Regions from separate parts of the Mus musculus genome. Here region 2 is linked to region 1. A link is a loop called in an ENCODE intact Hi-C map of the cell type or tissue named here. Cell type or tissue: heart. All regions are shown on one strand. Each heading gives the region's core, and the rest is flanking DNA. Links, peaks and the distances in the headings are about the cores only.

Region 1 (8,337 bases), core at 11-8,010:
CATTCCACTGCCTGGTCAGAAATGGCTGAAAATTCACATGGTCTCAGATACTGTGTTACTGAGTGATTGCAGAGACAGTGGCTATTCTGTCCTGTATCCCTAGTCCATGTATTGCTTACCCACCCACATCCACATCCTCTGGGGGAGATCATTCAGCCTCCATTACAAGAACATGCTCCTCTGGTCATTTTCTCTCTTCCTGTCTTTATCTCTTCAGGGCCTTATCCCCTGAGGAAGTAATTCAACTTACACTCCTCCTCTGTTTTGAAAGAACAACCTATTTAATCAGCCACATGAATGTTAGATAGGGTTCCTGGGTCCAGAGCAGGAAGTGACTTTTTCCCATCTTGCTACATTTACGAGATCAAATGTTTCTTACATACAAGGTATGCACAAAGACAACCTTGCAAAGAGGAAGGGTTAGCCTAGATATGCACTGGTGCAGAGTAGTCGTTGTCATCAGAATTTACAGGGTTTATAGGACTTCTCTACACTGACAGGGCTGCCACATCCTTATTACTTGATCTTCCACCCTGAAAGTAGACAAAACAGTTATTGTTGCCCCTGTCTACCAGATGATGAAATGGTGATTCATGGTGACATGCCTAATTTTGCAGAGTTCCTTAGAGACTGAGCTGAGATCCAAACCTGGTTGTTTGGACCAGTAGTCTAAGACGCCACCCTCTTAACTATCCTGCCTACATATATACTTGTAACAGTTCCCTCAGTGACTTGAGATGAAAAAAGCCAAGGTTAACAACAGTTCAGTTTCTAATTGAAAAACTACTTCTGTGGATCTTTTTACTGGTTACAAAGTTGCACGGTGAACACACAGGAAAACTGAATCTCCTCTCCTTCAGGATGTGTTCAAGTTGCTACTTTTATCTTCCCCACATGTGAGCAATAAGTACCTATCTCTGCAGCATCTTACCTAGGCAAAGACCCTTATGCCCCACACACCTTACTCTGAACAGGCACTGCTGGACAGCAGAATTTTACATCTTCCATAGTTGTGGAACATAGAAAAACCCTCAGGTCTCAGACAACTTAACAAAAGCCTTTAGATAGAAGCCTCCTTGTTATATCTGGGATTAAGGGTAAGTCCATGATACTAGAAATGTTGTCCTATATGTGTGTGCTCACATGCATCCGTACACACAAGCATACACAAGCACATACAATCCATATCTATTCCGCATGGTAAAACCACTGTGAACTGTATTTTCATTTTCTGAACCTGGAATGTCCACTATAGGCACTGCCAAGTCTGAGTCCAATTTTCCCCATTCCTCCACATCCTACTGATGCAAAACATGCTTTGAAGTTTGTATCAGGGAAGCAAGTACTTAATGCATTTGTAGCTTAGTCAATATTCAAGTTGCCTCCAGCAGAACAAGGGGTCCCACACAACCTGACCATAATCAGGGCCTTAAGATCGGGGAAAGGAGAGAGGACAAGGAAGTGAGGGGTAAGAAGCCACATGATCATAGCCAACCTGTGTGCATTTTCCAAAGGTCTGGAAGACACCACATGTACTGCCAGGATTCGTTGGCAGTGAAGCAGTATGCTCAGCACAGCAGAGAAGGGGTTAATACAGTTAAATGCTAAGAAATTAAAACAGAAAATAAGTGCCAAAACACAACTTATTTAAGCCACTGGAAACCCAAAGCCCCAAAGTTGAACTCCTGTGCCTGCATCTTTGATGCTGGAGTTTTTGAAACTCACCCATGTCTTTGGCACTCTGACTCCAATTGTAGCCTGTTGGCTAGTCTGTTTTGCGGCTGACTTTGCTCAGCTGGAAGGATCCTGGTCTCTCCAGTCTCCTTCTTCTGTCCTTTACTTTTTCTCTCTGAGTATCTTTGTCCTCTTCTCCTGCAATGAAAAGGGCTTTCTGATTGACAGCCAACCCCCTTAAAGAGACAGGCTCGTTTCCCTCCTCCTCTCCTCCTCCCCTTCTCCTCCCCTTGTCCCCACCTCCTTTGGGATACTCCCTTCTTTAAGGGCTCCATCTTCTCTTTATGCCTTTTCACTCCCAATTGTTTTTTTTCTTTCTCTCTCTTTTCCCCCCTAAAGCTTCTCTAGAATTTCATTTTGCTTTAAATAAATCAGGAAGTGTGAATTAGGGGTGTAAATTAAATGGAGGGGTTCTTGAATCCTCCCAAATGATCCTTGGGTCCATTTAAATGTGTCATACCTGGGTCTGAGCATGTAAAGTCATGTGAAATAGTAGCCCTGATGAGAAGGGGGTCTGAATCAAAAGCCTACTTACTATACTACCAAACACACCGCACCCAACTCTCACTGCTCGTTGCCCTTGACCATGGAACCTTTCCTTTCCTCTGTAAGCAAAAAAAGCATTCTTTCTCTTCCTGGCACTGGAAACACAATGGGGAAGAAAAAAAGTCATTTAAAATAATTTCTTCAAAAGCTTTGGTTTTAGAAGAATGCAGATAGAACCAGCTGCTGATTCTATGAACAGACTGTGTGTGACCAGGCTCAAAAAAGCCAGACGTGCAATGAGAGTACATTTGGATAACAGAGATACAAAGGAGAGGGCAAGACCTGTGCCAAGGTCACAAGGGACAAAAAGGCCAGAGTGGACCATGTAGGCAATTTTCAAGGAAAATGAACTCTGAGACAAGACATTATCACAAACTGGCAAGCAGCTAGTCAAAACTCTTCCCAGGAAATAGTGTTCCCATCAGAGTGAAGATGAGGCTAAGGAGACGGAAGGAGCGTTTGGGAAAGCAGCAGTCAGAGTTGGGGGGGGGGGGAGAAAGAAAATACAGTCCTTGTCTCAAAGAGGATTCTATGAAAAAATATGGCCAAGCAGTAAAAAGAGGGGAAGTATTTGTGAACCATTTACAATGGTAAGAGTGATTTCTGACGTCTGTGAAGGAACCAAATATAAAAGGTGATGTTAGCTAGGCAAACTTTTCTAGTCCTTTCTAAAACAGGTGCACCTTAAGGAGCGCTTATGTGGTTTCTTTGTCTATCTTCTCTCTCACCTCAGAAGCCTCACACTCATAACCCTCTTGATTTAGAAGCAAGATTCTACTGCTGAATGGCTCTAAGGAAAGTTGTGGAACTTGTCATTTCTATACCTCTAAAAAATAAGGTATGTCCTCCTGAACTTGTCCTGTGGTTTTTGTCTTGAGATAAGAGACAATAGAGGAGGAAAACTGAGTAGGACCTACAACTCTGGACTCCAGAATTGTAGACTGTATGAGGCTGGTTCTAAAACAAATCTTTTGCTCTTGTACAACTTGAAAGGTAAGGGATCCTTGAACCTGCCTCATGAGGAACAGTATGGTAGGAGCTTCCCAGGGCATCCTACACTAAGGCCATGACTGACTGCTGAGGATCTTAAGACCCATGCCTTCCTAGGTCTGCTCTCCAGACACAGACTCGGCCTGTCATGGAAGTGAAGCTGTAGGTCTTCTTTATATTGACAGCCCTGGAGGAGAGGGACGATGGCAAAAAGAACTGACCCTAAACTTTGGGAATTCTGATGTGGGGAAATCAAAAAGCCAATAGCCAAAGCTGATCTATGTGTGGGGGGAATCGCTCAGGTTGACTCCTCAGATGCATCTCAGCCATTCTCAGCAGCATCTCTGGGACTGTTTATGCTACTCAGAAGGAAATAATTCCCCAGTAAACTCCCAGACACAAACTTATCTACCATATTCCCCGAGGCCTCTTTGCTCCTTTCTATCATCTCCACTGTCTTACTCTGAATTTGATTTTCTGTTCTCTTTCTCTTGTCCCTCCTTTTCTCTCTCCTCACTGATGGGGCAGATCTTTCTGTTTCTGCAATGCTCTTCTGCTAATGGCTAGGAAAGGTGCTCAGCCAGGCGATTATGTCACACCCTCCCCTGTCCCCTAAGGTTCCCAGCTCCCTCGGATCTAGTGCATTGCGGTTGCTCTGTCTATCTGACATGACAGTCTGCCTGCACAGTCCCTCTGCATCCTTCTTCTAAGCTCCTGTTACAGTCCTCAGAGGACTTTTTTTTTCCAGTCTTCAAGAATTTCCCTGACCCAAGAAAACCCCATCCACCCTACCTGTGTCTATGATTCTGCTTTCATTGGGTCTCTTAAGTGAGCTGAACAAAAAACAAGTCTCCATTCTGGCTGGGCTTCTGCAATGCCTGAACATTCCTCCAGAGGGCACCAAGAGCCTTCATGGTTGCAGTCTGCTGCCTGCTTTGGGAGCCTGTGAGGAAGAACAAAGCAGGGTTGTAGTATACCAGTAAACAGTGTGCTTCATGCAGTTCTAGCAGTAAACCAGAAAACGTGGGCCCCCTTGATCACAGCTTAGTTTAGTTGTGCAACTGTCTTCAATGAACTACAAAACATCTGGATAGTACCTCCATGTTCTCCCCTGTCATATCAGATTCTGGAAGGCCAGAAAGCAAACAAGTTTTCTTTGCTCCACTGAACCAGGGCATTGAGAAGTCCAGTGACTTGCTCCCTGAAAAGTAGATAAGCTCGTAAGTGCCTAATCTGATGGTTCACTTCTCTGAATGTTCACTTGGAAGATAGACAAGGAAACAGAGAAGGCCCAGTATGACTGAGTTCTCGGGCTCATCCAGAGCGTCTAGAGCTGAGGCTTTTCTTGTCCCATCCAATACTGTGTCATCACAGGCCAAATTTGGAAAGGCGAGTGGCTGGCTTTTACAAATTTTCACAATCCTGGCACAGAATACTGGCAGAGTGGCAGACGATGTATCAAGTGTTGTGTGTTTGCAGATAGAACTTTCCACACCCAACTTTATGCCGATTGGCTTGGCCATGCCTTTTTGGCCAAGAGAACTGAGGGCTGAGGGCCAGAGATGTCGCATTCTTTGGTCATGCACAGTGTGTGTTGTGGGGAGTGAGGGTGTTGTTCTTCTGGTAACTCAAGGAGCAATGTAAGGATGGACAGGGCTGACTTGTAAATTGTGTATTTATGTAAAAGGGAGATATGCAAATAGCTTGGGATAGAGTAAGAAAGTCGCTTAGAAGAGAAAATATTCAGATAAATAAACTCAGAACACTCAAACCTGAGAAATGCCAAATATCCAGTGGGAAGAAACCATGTAACCCACTTAGAACCCTGAAAACTTGGCTGGCTTTGCCTGGGTAGCCCTATTAGAGAGTGCAGATGTATGAAGTCTAATGACAACAAAAATAAAATTATTCCCTGGTTGTCAATAGTCACCTAACTCTATAGATATACTTATTTTTATCATTTGAGTAATGGGGTACACAGAAGTCACCTAATAGGCAAAAGACAAAAGTACCTTTAGAAAATACCTCTGTCCAGATTCATTGCTTGGAACTTGCTGGGACAATTGTTCTGCTCTGAAAGAATGCTTGAATACAGAGCCTCTTTCCTGAACAAGAATAGCAAAGGGGAGGATGGGCGAGCGAGCTTCTCTGGCTGCTATGACCCAAGTTCCTAACCCTTCATACTCCTCTAAGCAAAATATAAAGTGAATGTTTGAAATGTAGTGGGTTTTATATATCTTGATGGGCTTCAAATAAGTGGGATTCAGAAGAGACAATCGATAGAAAAGACTGCTGGGATGCTTCTTAGGTGTGGCTATAATACCAAGACTGACTGAGTTTATGTGCTATTGCAAATCCAACTCAGACTCTCAGTATTCTATGCCTATACTACTAAGTTGCATCCCTGGCCACAAGAATGCTTTTTAAAGAGTCTTTATTTTAGAAGTCTTTATAGCCAAATGTCACAATCCTTGAGCTTTGCCCACTCCAGAAAAATGTAATAACAAGATTTAATGAAATAATGAGCCAAATGTTGATAATTATTACAACTACATGAGAACATGGAGGTTTGTTCTATTATTTTCTCTCCTTTGTATATGATTAAAATATGAAGTCAGAAAAAAAAAGAAGAGTCATCACAGTTAAAATTCAGACTAAGCCAGAAACAAAAAGGAGAACCTTCCCGAGGGGGAATGTCTATTTCTGGAATGGTACACCTAGCCTGCTAAAAAATGGCTGCTTCTGGAGAAAGGGGTGGGAATTTGGAGATTAAGGGAAGCCGTTTTACTCTACATCCTTTAGCATGGCTGTGGTTGGTAATTATATGGATCTCATGCTTATTTTATTTAACTTTTCATCTGAAAACTTCCTCAATACAGCAGTCCGCAGGCCACTAAAGTCTCTTCCACGGATCTCAGGCAGCCCTCAGTACACTGGTTAGGCTGGCCCCCACTGTCCCACTTGACATTCACCCTGCCCACAACCATATTCTTATATACAGCCAATGAGGGTGCTACTGGGAGTAGGAACCCCCTGGAAACTCCCTTAGGGCACAGCTGGTTGGGGAAGGGGTGGGTGCCCTAGCTCTGCTTCTTGTAGGAGAAAACAAGCATCCATGCTATCCAAAAGGATGAAGACCCAGGAGGTAGTGTGACAGAGGCACAAAGCCTTTCTACCTCTCTATAGGGTCCACCAATACTGTGGGCTACATCTGTCCACTGCGGAATCAGCTCTAACAGTTGCCTAGGCCACTTCTTGATACCACAGCCCCGGGCAGTCTTTACAGAGATAAACCTGCCTATTCCTCCTGGTGCAACAACAGCAATGATGATAGAATTTTCTGGGCCTTTCAGAGAAACAAAGGCAAGTATCTGGCTGCATAGCCAGTTGAAGGGTCAGTCTGAGTGGTGGCACTGCAATCTAAACTTGGTGTGCTATAGAACAGAATGTCTAACCTTGAAGCTAAAGTCCCTTTCCTGGGAAACTAGGCTAACAGATAGTACGAAGAAGCAAGGGAAGCCTCAATCCTCCCTGCTGAGAGTTAAGTGCCTCAGGTAAGTACACATCATTTGCTGGAGCTTAGGGCAAGTGGGCCCCACAGAGAGCCCTCGCTTTCTCCTTCTCATGCCCCAGCTAAGCTCTGTCTAAGCAGCCAATTTGCCCACAAGTCTAGGCCCAAGTGACATCCTATAAGCTGGCACAGGCAAAAGAGAAGACCTGTGTCTCTAGGTAGGATGTGGGGTTAGGGGCTTTTGTCTGCATTGGGCTCTTCCATTTGCCAATGATTCCTGGTCAAAGAGCTTCACTCTCGTTGGCTTCTCCCTGGGAAACCAGGAGTGAGATGAGGGACCCTGGGCCCTGAAGCTCAACTTATCTCATGGCCCTGCCAAGTTGAGGGCTACCCTCTGAATCAGGGGGTGCTAATAGATCCTCTATCCTGGCCTAACTCTTGGCGTTGTGTGGACCCTGACCAGCAAGGGAAAATGTTTTCTTTTAAAAAGAACAATTGTAGAAAAACTGCAAAGTCAAAGAAGTGTTCTTCTCAGAGGATCCTCCATGATAACGAAACAAAAGGAAGGGGTCTTTGAATGGTAGCATTCACGATTTTGGCTAGATATCAAGTAGCCTTCTACTTGGTCGGGGATCGATATGAGCATAGCATATAGTGATTTCAAACCTAGATTCTGGAGCTGAAGTTGGAGCAGTGATCAATGGCATGCCAGCCATAGCAAAGCCCTTGGTTCAATAGCAATCATTAAAAACAAAGACTCCAGCATCCTTCCTTCAAAACATCCACAGATTTGGTTAGTCAGCTCTATGACACTAGGCAATGATTGAGCCTCTTAGTCTTTGCTTTTTTGTTCCTGAAAAGATATAATAGTGGTGACCTCATATGGTTACTATCTTCAGATTTCACAATTGATCTCTTCCTATTGTTATATTTTTGTTTGTTCGTTTCAAGACAGGGTTTCTCTGTATCCTGGCTGTCCTAGGAATCATTCTATGGACCAGGCTGGACTTGAACTCACAGAGATCGGTCAGCCTCTGCCTCCTGAGTGCTGGGATTACAGGCATGCACACTCCCCCCCCCCCCCGACTTGCACTTCTATTGTTATTATTATAGGGCACAGGACCCATCAGGGCTTATACAAAATAATGAACATGACATTTTTAATACACTGCCTATGCTGAGGTACAAAAACAATATTAATAATAACCATGAGAGGGGCTGACACTCTCGAAGTGCCTGATAAAGAAGCAGAACTTTAGTGATCTCTGCCACTGACAACTGTCAGATCTAGGACTTTTAGATATCCCCAAACTTGCCTATTTTTAAAACAGCAATTAGGATATGTGCTCCATAAAAATACTAAAATGTCTTGGGTTTCACTTAGCAGTTTCAGAATTCATTTGTTTTCCAATGTTTCCAGCTCCTTGAAGTTTAAACCTGTCACCAACTGTCAATTTGCCAGCAAAAAGTATTTCCCAAGATGTAGGTCGTTCAGTATGATAACTGGGTACAACCAGGAACCTCAGAAAGGTTGGTTAGGCTCCACCAGTGGTGGA
Region 2 (8,337 bases), core at 87-8,086, 59 kb after region 1:
TTGTCAAGAGGTTGTTTGCAACATTTAGGACCTTCTTGTCATATTTTCATGACTTTTTAATAGCCTCATTGGTCTGTAAGCAAAATAGTCAGGCCATGTACCCTGAAATGAACAGTCTTGGTAGGTAGAGCCATGGAGCAAAGGAACCAGCAAGCCAAGCAGATCTTGCTCATCCTTCAGTTTGGGCAACATCATGTTTGATGAGGCCAGGCCAGAGGCATCTGATAGCAACACTACTCCCATCCAAAACACACCTCTATTGTGTAGGAAGAGAGTATAAGGGATTTCTTTGTAAGGGAACTCAGGTGGGGCAGTCTTTCGCTATAGTCTACAGGAAGCATTCCTTCATTACCTTGTGTAGCACCCTAAAGGCACTGATTTCTGTCTCTTTGCCAGGCTCTTGATCTCCATAGCTGCAAGAGGCTCAGCGACAGGAAAAGCTAAATGGATGACAAGATATAAAGCTGCACCAGGGAGGAAGGCTCCAATTCTCTATATTTTGCCCTTAGCTCGTGAGGCAAAGAAAGGAAAGAAGGGCAGAGACAGCAAGTAGGAGCCAGCAGAGACAAACACATTGCTAAACCTTCTATCTGCTCATTCAAAAAACAAAACAAAACACTTATTGTGTGCCAAGCACTCAAGTATTGGGGACAGAACAACATAAAAATAGTTCTTGGCATGGAAAAGCTCAGTCTAGTGGAGGAACTGGCCAGGTGTGTGGTGGATGCTAAAAAGTTATGGGCAAGCCAAGCACATACAGTAAAACACACATTAGGACGATCAGGAAAGGCATCTCAAACATATGCTATCTAAGATGGAAGCTAAACAGCAAGTTAGTCAGATCACAGAGAAAAGAGGAAGAGACAGACTTCTTTAAAAACACTGAAACATTTTACTACAGCAAGATCATAGATGACAAGGGGCACGCTGAGGCCGAAGAGGCAGTGAGAGGTCAAAGACCATGGCAAGTGCGACACATCTAGAACACAAGGTTAATAGAGAACCTCTAAAGAGCTGTAGTGGGAGGGGTTGTGATATGATCACAGTGATCTTTTAAAAAACCTTATTAGTGACACATTTATCATTAACAAGCCACAAATACATAAGGTGCCCTTTTCATTAATAGCCTAAAGCCCGTCATGACTATCCCTTATCATTGCCTCATTACTGATCTTCATAGCAGGTATCTGACGTCCTTGAGAGGCCAGTGGGTCTGGGAGATAGACAGTTAAATGGGATACCTTCTTCATTGGTATTGAATCGGAGACTGCACCAAGGAATTCCTAATCTGAGTAACCCATTCCTACTCTTTCAGTGGAGCTGCCCAGAAGTAAAGCAGGGTTTGCCAACTTTCACATGTCAGTTAGAACAAATGTGTGTGTGTGTTTGGAGGGAGGAATGGTATGTGCTTTATAATGCTTTATAGCACCCTTGTCTTTTACCCATTAGATGCCAGTAGCTATGACCACTCTAAAATTGTGTTGCCAAAATTTCCTATAAACACTGCTAAATGCTCATGTGTGTAGAACACTTTCTTTTAAAAACCAATAAGATAGGAGGTTGGGGATATAGCTTATTGGTAAAGCACTATGCCTGTAACACAGGAAGTCCTGGATGCCATCTCCACTATCAATCTCTACTCTCACAGAGACAGCCAGTAAGTAGAGAATGTATCCCATGCGACCTTTGCTATAGCTGGAGTCTGCAGCAATCTCAGTGCTCTATAACACAGAAGCTGGTAAAAAGGAGTCACTTTCACAAATCCTACCCTTGATATGAAGCTATATGGAGTGAGCTCAAACTCCACAGGAAATCCCTCCGGTTAAGGAACTGAAAGGTTCTCAATAAATTGAAGTTCTGTCCCTCCTCTTAGACCCATCCAGCTGAGCCTTTTTCCTGAGGAGGTTTGTGTGTGTTCAACCTTTACCAGGCAAGTGGGAGAAAAAAAGCTCTTCAAAGCTCCCAAAGGCAGGTAACAAGAGGAACATGGCAGGAAGCAGATGAGTGGGTGCCCAGAGAGCCCTGCAATTACTGAAGTGTCATGAGAAGGGCTAGGTAGCACTCCCTCAGGATCCTGCCCTGTTCTCTCCAAGGTGAGAGATGAAGCTTTAGCTCACCACTGTACCCTACTCCTCAGCAGTAACTCTTGCAAAAGCAGCAGAAAACCCCACGGGGTCAACAGCCGAACAGGAACGGGGGAGATTCTAGTCTGCCAGTGAGGCTAGAACCAAAGCAAATGTCAAGGCCAGTGACTTCAAAGCTCCAAATTTTTCCAGTCCTAGTATCACCTTTTAACTAAGTGACCTCTGCTGAAACCCCTTCTCTCTGAGTCGTAACTGACTCCACACACCTCCCATGGCTAAGAGAAACCCAGGGCATCCCAGAGGGCAAGCAAATGTGATTTGATCATTTTTATTTACTAAAAGAGAAGAATCAAAAGAAATAAAAGAGGAAGAGAGAGAAGGCAAAACGGGCATGCAAGAATAACAAAGAAGGGAAATAAAGAGTAAGGGGACAGGCTCATGAAAGTGGAGGGTGAAGACTGCAGGAAGATGAAGGATGATGGGTAGCCTTCAGATAAAGATATGTAACAGGACAGAATTTTTTAAAACCACAGAAATTTCAGGATAAAACTGAACAATAGCAGGCAATTGATATGGATTAGAAATCCACTGGACAGTCCATGGAAGGACTCCAGAAAGGATAACTTCTCTGTTCATGGATGTTGCAGGTGTCCTACGTAAAGGCAATTGACATCTGGATGGCTGTATGCCTGCTCTTTGTATTTGCTGCCTTGCTTGAGTATGCTGCAGTCAATTTTGTCTCTCGTCAGCATAAGGAATTTATGAGACTTCGTAGAAGGCAGAGACGTCAGCGTATGGTGAGTACCGAAGGGGTGGAGCCCACTTTCCTTCTCCTTTGCAGTCTTTCCTTCCTATTACTCCTCCTATAAACCCAACCCAGGACTCTAGGACTAGGCAATTGGGAATCCTGGGAATTCTAGTCCCAGGCTGTTGACAGTTAAATTAAATACTTAGTTTTTCTGGTACTGTTTCCTTTATCTATTCAATGAGACATTAACCCTTATAAGGCAGTAGAGAAATTAAGAGTATGCATGCAATAAACGCTTAAAATATATTAGCCCAGGCTAGGCATGGTAGCACATGCCCATAATCTCAGCATTTGGGAGGTAGAGACTAAAGGTTTTGTAAGTTTAAGGCCAGCCTGGTCTATATATCAAGTTCTAGGATAGCCAGGACTACATAGAGACCCTGTCTCAAAACAAGCAAACAAAAATATATTTGCCACTATTAGAACCATATATTGGCTTAACATTGATGTTATTGCTTTGAGAATTAATGATAGTGTTTTTGGTTTTCCTCGCATACAGAAGGAAGGTACTTTAAGTCGTCCTCTATTAAGAACTAAGAGTCAGACACCAGTGCCTTTCAAATGGAGCACTGTAAGATGGTCCCCATGTTTGAACTGAAATTGAAAGACCACTACTTGCCTCTTCTGATTGGTGGAATGTATCTTGAGCATCAGGCACTTCAGAGTTGGTAGGCTTGAGGTGGTGGTCTTCCTCACTCTTGTTTGTTAGCCCCATTTCTTCCAGAACAGAGTGATCACCAAGGGGAGATAGAAGAGGAAGTTGTTGTCATGACAACAGAAGCAGTTTTCCCTCAATTGCCCAGACAATAGGCACTAGGTAAGTTGTCATGACAACAGAGGTGCTTAGGCTACCCTGAGACAAGCAAGCTCCAATTATGAGCAAAGCTGAAAGCCTTGGTACTGGTTGCTTAATCTTCAGAGACAGTGTCTCGAGCTTTGATTCCATGTTTTCTGTCTAATCCAGAGGCTTCAAACCCAAAATGCACAGCACAAAATTACTTCTTGGAGCAGAGAAAACAAATTACCTGAACGCACTGTTAAAATCTTGACTCTAGGGGGCAGCAGGTCTAGCTCAGTGGCAGAGTGCTTGCCAAGCGTATGTATAAATCTTGCGTTTGATCCACAGTAACACACACACGCAAATATGTGCACGAGTGCTCACACACGCGTGTACACACACACACACACACACACACACACACACACTCGGACTTTAGCCTGAGACATAGTAATACAAGGATGCTTTGTTCCTCCTAACTCTCAACTCCCACCTCAGTTGCTCCTGGCACACCACTATTATGACTTCCAATGATCATACAATCTATATGACTTCACATTTCTTGATATGGTTCCTTTCTGGGGAAGACGGGGCTCCTATCTCATACAGATTCTTCTTCTAGTTTTCCTCTCTTTAGTTCTTTCATAGTTCCCAAAGAGTGAGCCCTCTAGTGGACTGATCTTCAACTACATATCTTTGAATAAGACTCATTCTTCCAGAGAGCTGCCTATAAGATTTTCCTACCTCATCGAAGGGGTAGGAAAACATGTACATAATTAGGGGATGAAAAAATCAGGATGCTCCCTTTCCTAAAATAATCATCTCTGCCTCTTCTTTAGTTGTATGAAACTTTTCTCCAGGTACCAAACTCTTCGATTCATAGTTTGATTTTTAATGTTTTTTAACTTTGCACTCCTAGGAAAGAACAGGTTTTCAAATACTCCAGAGCCCCTTTCCTACCTAAAACACTTGTGTCGCTGTCCCAGTAACAAATATTACTACAGTTACTACAGTGCTACTCATCTTGCTCCTAGTACCACCTCCTCCACCACTTGTCTCCCGTGCATGGTGCTTGCTCTTCTCCTGTGGCAGTGCAGGAAATGGCGATGGTTTTACATGCCCTTTGCCTTCGCAGCTGGTCTAAGGAGTTTAGAGGAAGAGGTGAAAGCCTTACTCTCAGCACCCCTGCAGGGTTAGCCTAGCCCCTGGCTCTGAGCACACCAGTCAAAGGCAAAGGCTGTCAAACTGCATAGACAAGAATCCTTGCTATTATCAATACAGTAACTTAAGAACTAGAAAATTTACAAAATACCAGCAAATCCTCTCAGGGCCTTACTTTCAGAACCCTGCTCACCTCTCTGTCTTCCATTGAGCGTTCTGCCCCATGTCCAGAATCTTTTCTCCCTGAGTGTCTCACTTCCATATTTATTACTCTATTCCGTCTTCATAGTCCACCTTTTACACTGGGCATTATCTCCCAGCTTCCTTCTCTAGCCTTCCAGCACTTGGCTCCTAGGTAAGTAGAAACAAATTCAACTCTTTTCAATAGCCATAGAAAGAGCAAAGGGATATTCAATGGCATGTTGTTCCTCCCCAAGCCAATGACACTCCCTCGTCATTCAGAGTTTGTCTTAAGTATCTAATATCCAAATTTAGGCCTCTTTTAGGGCACTAATCTTTGCTGTGCAAGCCAAAAAGATACATATTAAAACTAAAAAGAACCAAGAATAGCTTACTTTATTAGATATATTTTCTCTTCTGTATAAAATTACTTTCTTCTAGCCTGAGAAATATTTCCACACAATTTCCTTAGATTCACTGGATAAAAGGGGAAATAATGGGATTTATAAAAACAGCAATTACAGTTGGATCTAAGTTCCTCGCTCGGAATGTTTTCTCAGTACCTAGCCTCTGTAGCTGTGTCTTGTAGCTGGGTGCCGAGGTGAATAGTGCACTACAGTGCGGTACAGCTATACTGCAATGCTAGCAAGTATTTGTTTACTTTACTTACCCCTATCATAGTTCTAAGTCCTTAGGAGATATTCTGCATACCAATGGTCCCAGCAAATCTCCCCTGTAGCAAGAGTGTGAATATTAATTATACAATACATGTGCGATTAATAAAGATCTCTGACTAAAAAAAGGCCAAAATGATAAATGAGCAGAGCCTTCAGGCTGCCAAACTGTAACTTTTCAAGATTAACAAGCCAGGATAGTGAACTGCCTCTGATATATACACATCTAATTCTCTACGAAGACCCCGATACTTCAAGAACAGGACAGTAAAGCTTTCTGGTGGGTAGACGTTAATTTTTTCCTGTGTTCAAAGTGTTCCTCACAGGCTGCAGAGATGGCTTAGGGGATAAGAGCACTGGCTAGCTGTTATTCCAGAGGACCTGTGTTCAATCCCCAGCATGCACATGGCTGCTAACAACAATCTATAACTTCAGTTCCAGGGCCCCACCAGTACACACACATGATGCACAGATATACATGAAGGCCAACTGCCCATACACCTCAAATAAAAATAATGAATATTTTTAAAAAGTGTTCCTCCATTTACAGAAGCAAAAGGCTATTGAACCACTGTATAGTGGGGCAAATAATAATTGTTTTTTCCTGTCAAGTATTTCATAACTGAACAAGATACTTTTCTGAGTACACTCTTTAGTTTGGGACCCTGACAAGATATTGGCATCCAAGAACAAAAAGCCACTCCATTCCTCATATCCTGAAGCATGTGGCTTATCAGCCCAGTTGTCTATTCAACAGACAGCTTCTGAGTATCAATTAGGGTCCAAGCATGGTTCCTGCCACTGGAAATATAGGAATGAATCTGTCTATATATGAACTAACAGACAGCAGAGAAAGGGTTTGTGGCCTGAGTTTGTCTGCCACTGATGCTCAGGCTTGTCCTCATAACAGGTCAGTTTTGGGTGATATCATAATTAAGACGTTACTATTACCAACCATACCAGTACCTCATCAACTACTTTTTCATTGATTTCTGTAGCTGCAGAGGCCTTGTTATATACATCCCACAGTGTCCTTTAAATTGTACAAAATGTTTAACACCTTTGTGCTCATTCTGCATATACATATATATTCCTTGTTCTTATAAGTTAAAGAACTACGTCAGGTAGCTAGGGTGGCTTACTCTTCTTGTTTTACCTTGGACTTCTCCAGTGTTGGGGATGAGAGACTCGGGAACCTCCTCAGTGCTGGGCACACTTGAGTTGGTAGATGAAATCAGACAAAAGGATACTTCATTTCAGGCAATCTCTTAGCTGAAGCTTTTACTGCAGAGCATTCAACACTTTTAATATACATAATCATCTTCTATTTGAAGGATATATTTCTCAAATCTGCTCTAAAATGAGAAAATAGAGTAAGTAAGTTGTGGGGTAGAGGGACTGAGGGCTTCTTCCAGAAGTAAAGCTCTTGTGGATGGTTCTTCCCACTTCCTCCTCCTGCTCCCTTCAATTTCTTTGATTTCTATCTTCCTGTCCTTGCTTCCTGCTTCCCAGCTGTTGTCAGCCAACTATTGTAGTAATGGTCATGTTGCTTACTGCGTATTTAAAATGTGCCTCCGCCATGCTTTCATTCAAAATTAGCTTTAAAATGTACTATCTACAAACAAACTATTTCTAAAGCTTTTAAAATTAATTAAAATCAATTTATCAAGTCAAAATATCTCAGCCTTACTATCTGGTGGTTTTATTGTTCTGTTTACCTGTCACAGAATTTGACGTTGAGATGTTGGCACTTCAGTAGGTTTTAGATGACTCCAAATGTTGTTACACATATTCAAAGGGAACTCAATGCATGGCTGTAAATGAAACCATAGCATATAGCTTAATATACATAAATATTATATATAACATATATATACACATATATATACACACATATACATACCACCTTTTATCTCTTGTAATTATAGGAAGAAGACATCATAAGAGAGAGCCGCTTCTATTTTCGTGGCTATGGCCTAGGACACTGCTTACAAGCAAGGGATGGAGGTCCAATGGAAGGTTCCAGCATTTATAGTCCCCAACCTCCAACCCCTCTTCTAAAGGAAGGAGAAACCATGAGGAAACTCTATGTGGACCGAGCCAAGAGAATTGACACCATCTCCAGGGCTGTCTTCCCTTTTACTTTTCTTGTCTTCAATATCTTCTATTGGGTTGTCTATAAAGTACTAAGGTCAGAAGATATCCACCAGGCACTGTGAACAGGGTGGAGGCTATAGTGTACAGTTGCTGGCTTCCTGCTTTCACCCAGGTGGGCTTTTCCCTTCCATCAGACTCTCTCAGGAACTTGAACAGTTCCTTCTGATCTCATACTCATAACTTCAATTACCAGTTCCCAAGCTATGTGGGGACTGCCTAGTGCCAATAGTAGCTGTACTTACAAACATGGCTTATATACCCTCATCCAGATTGACTGCTTACTCTGCCATTTCCCTTTGTTTGTCTACGTGGCTAATGCCAAAATGACTTTCTGTCATTGCTGGGGCTCCTCTGTGAAGAATATCTAGACTGTGGGATTCTTGGTTTTACTATCTGCATCTTTTCTACTTGTATTCAGAGCCTGGCTTTTACTTGGCACTGCTCTCCCTTCCACTGTCCTTTCAGTCCACAAATTCTGCCCTGAATGACCTACTC

Evidence for each region. Hi-C counts contacts between places; a loop is a spot of excess contacts. Peaks named below come from ENCODE experiments on the same cell type or tissue, not always from the same donor. Only the 100,000 strongest peaks of a DNase experiment are listed, where the experiment ranks them.
Region 2: it touches region 1 in a loop (2.9-fold over the local background); 18 of 42 quality-filtered maps call a loop at or near these places.

The regions. Positions count from the first base shown.
Region 1 is chrX:136,816,306-136,824,642 of GRCm38, reverse strand. It overlaps Plp1 (proteolipid protein (myelin) 1), which reads right to left and starts at 1,885. Exons shown (of 7, transcript NM_011123.4): 1 at 1,726-1,885. The coding sequence starts at 1,729. In heart, for the core only: a CTCF peak has its summit at 4,151 (motif pointing right); a DNase peak (open chromatin) is centred at 4,772.
Region 2 is chrX:136,757,263-136,765,599 of GRCm38, reverse strand. It overlaps Glra4 (glycine receptor, alpha 4 subunit), which reads left to right. Exons shown (of 9, transcript NM_010297.2): 8 at 2,732-2,881; 9 at 7,614-7,926. The coding sequence ends at 7,904. It overlaps BC065397 (cDNA sequence BC065397), which reads right to left. Exons shown (of 10, transcript NR_033324.1): 4 at 7,404-7,499; 5 at 6,842-7,040; 6 at 5,682-5,744; 7 at 5,025-5,182; 8 at 3,512-3,609. Among named protein-coding and RNA genes, the nearest start is that of Glra4, 18 kb to the left of the region's middle. In heart, for the core only: a CTCF peak has its summit at 4,334 (motif pointing left); no DNase peak of the experiment used is centred there.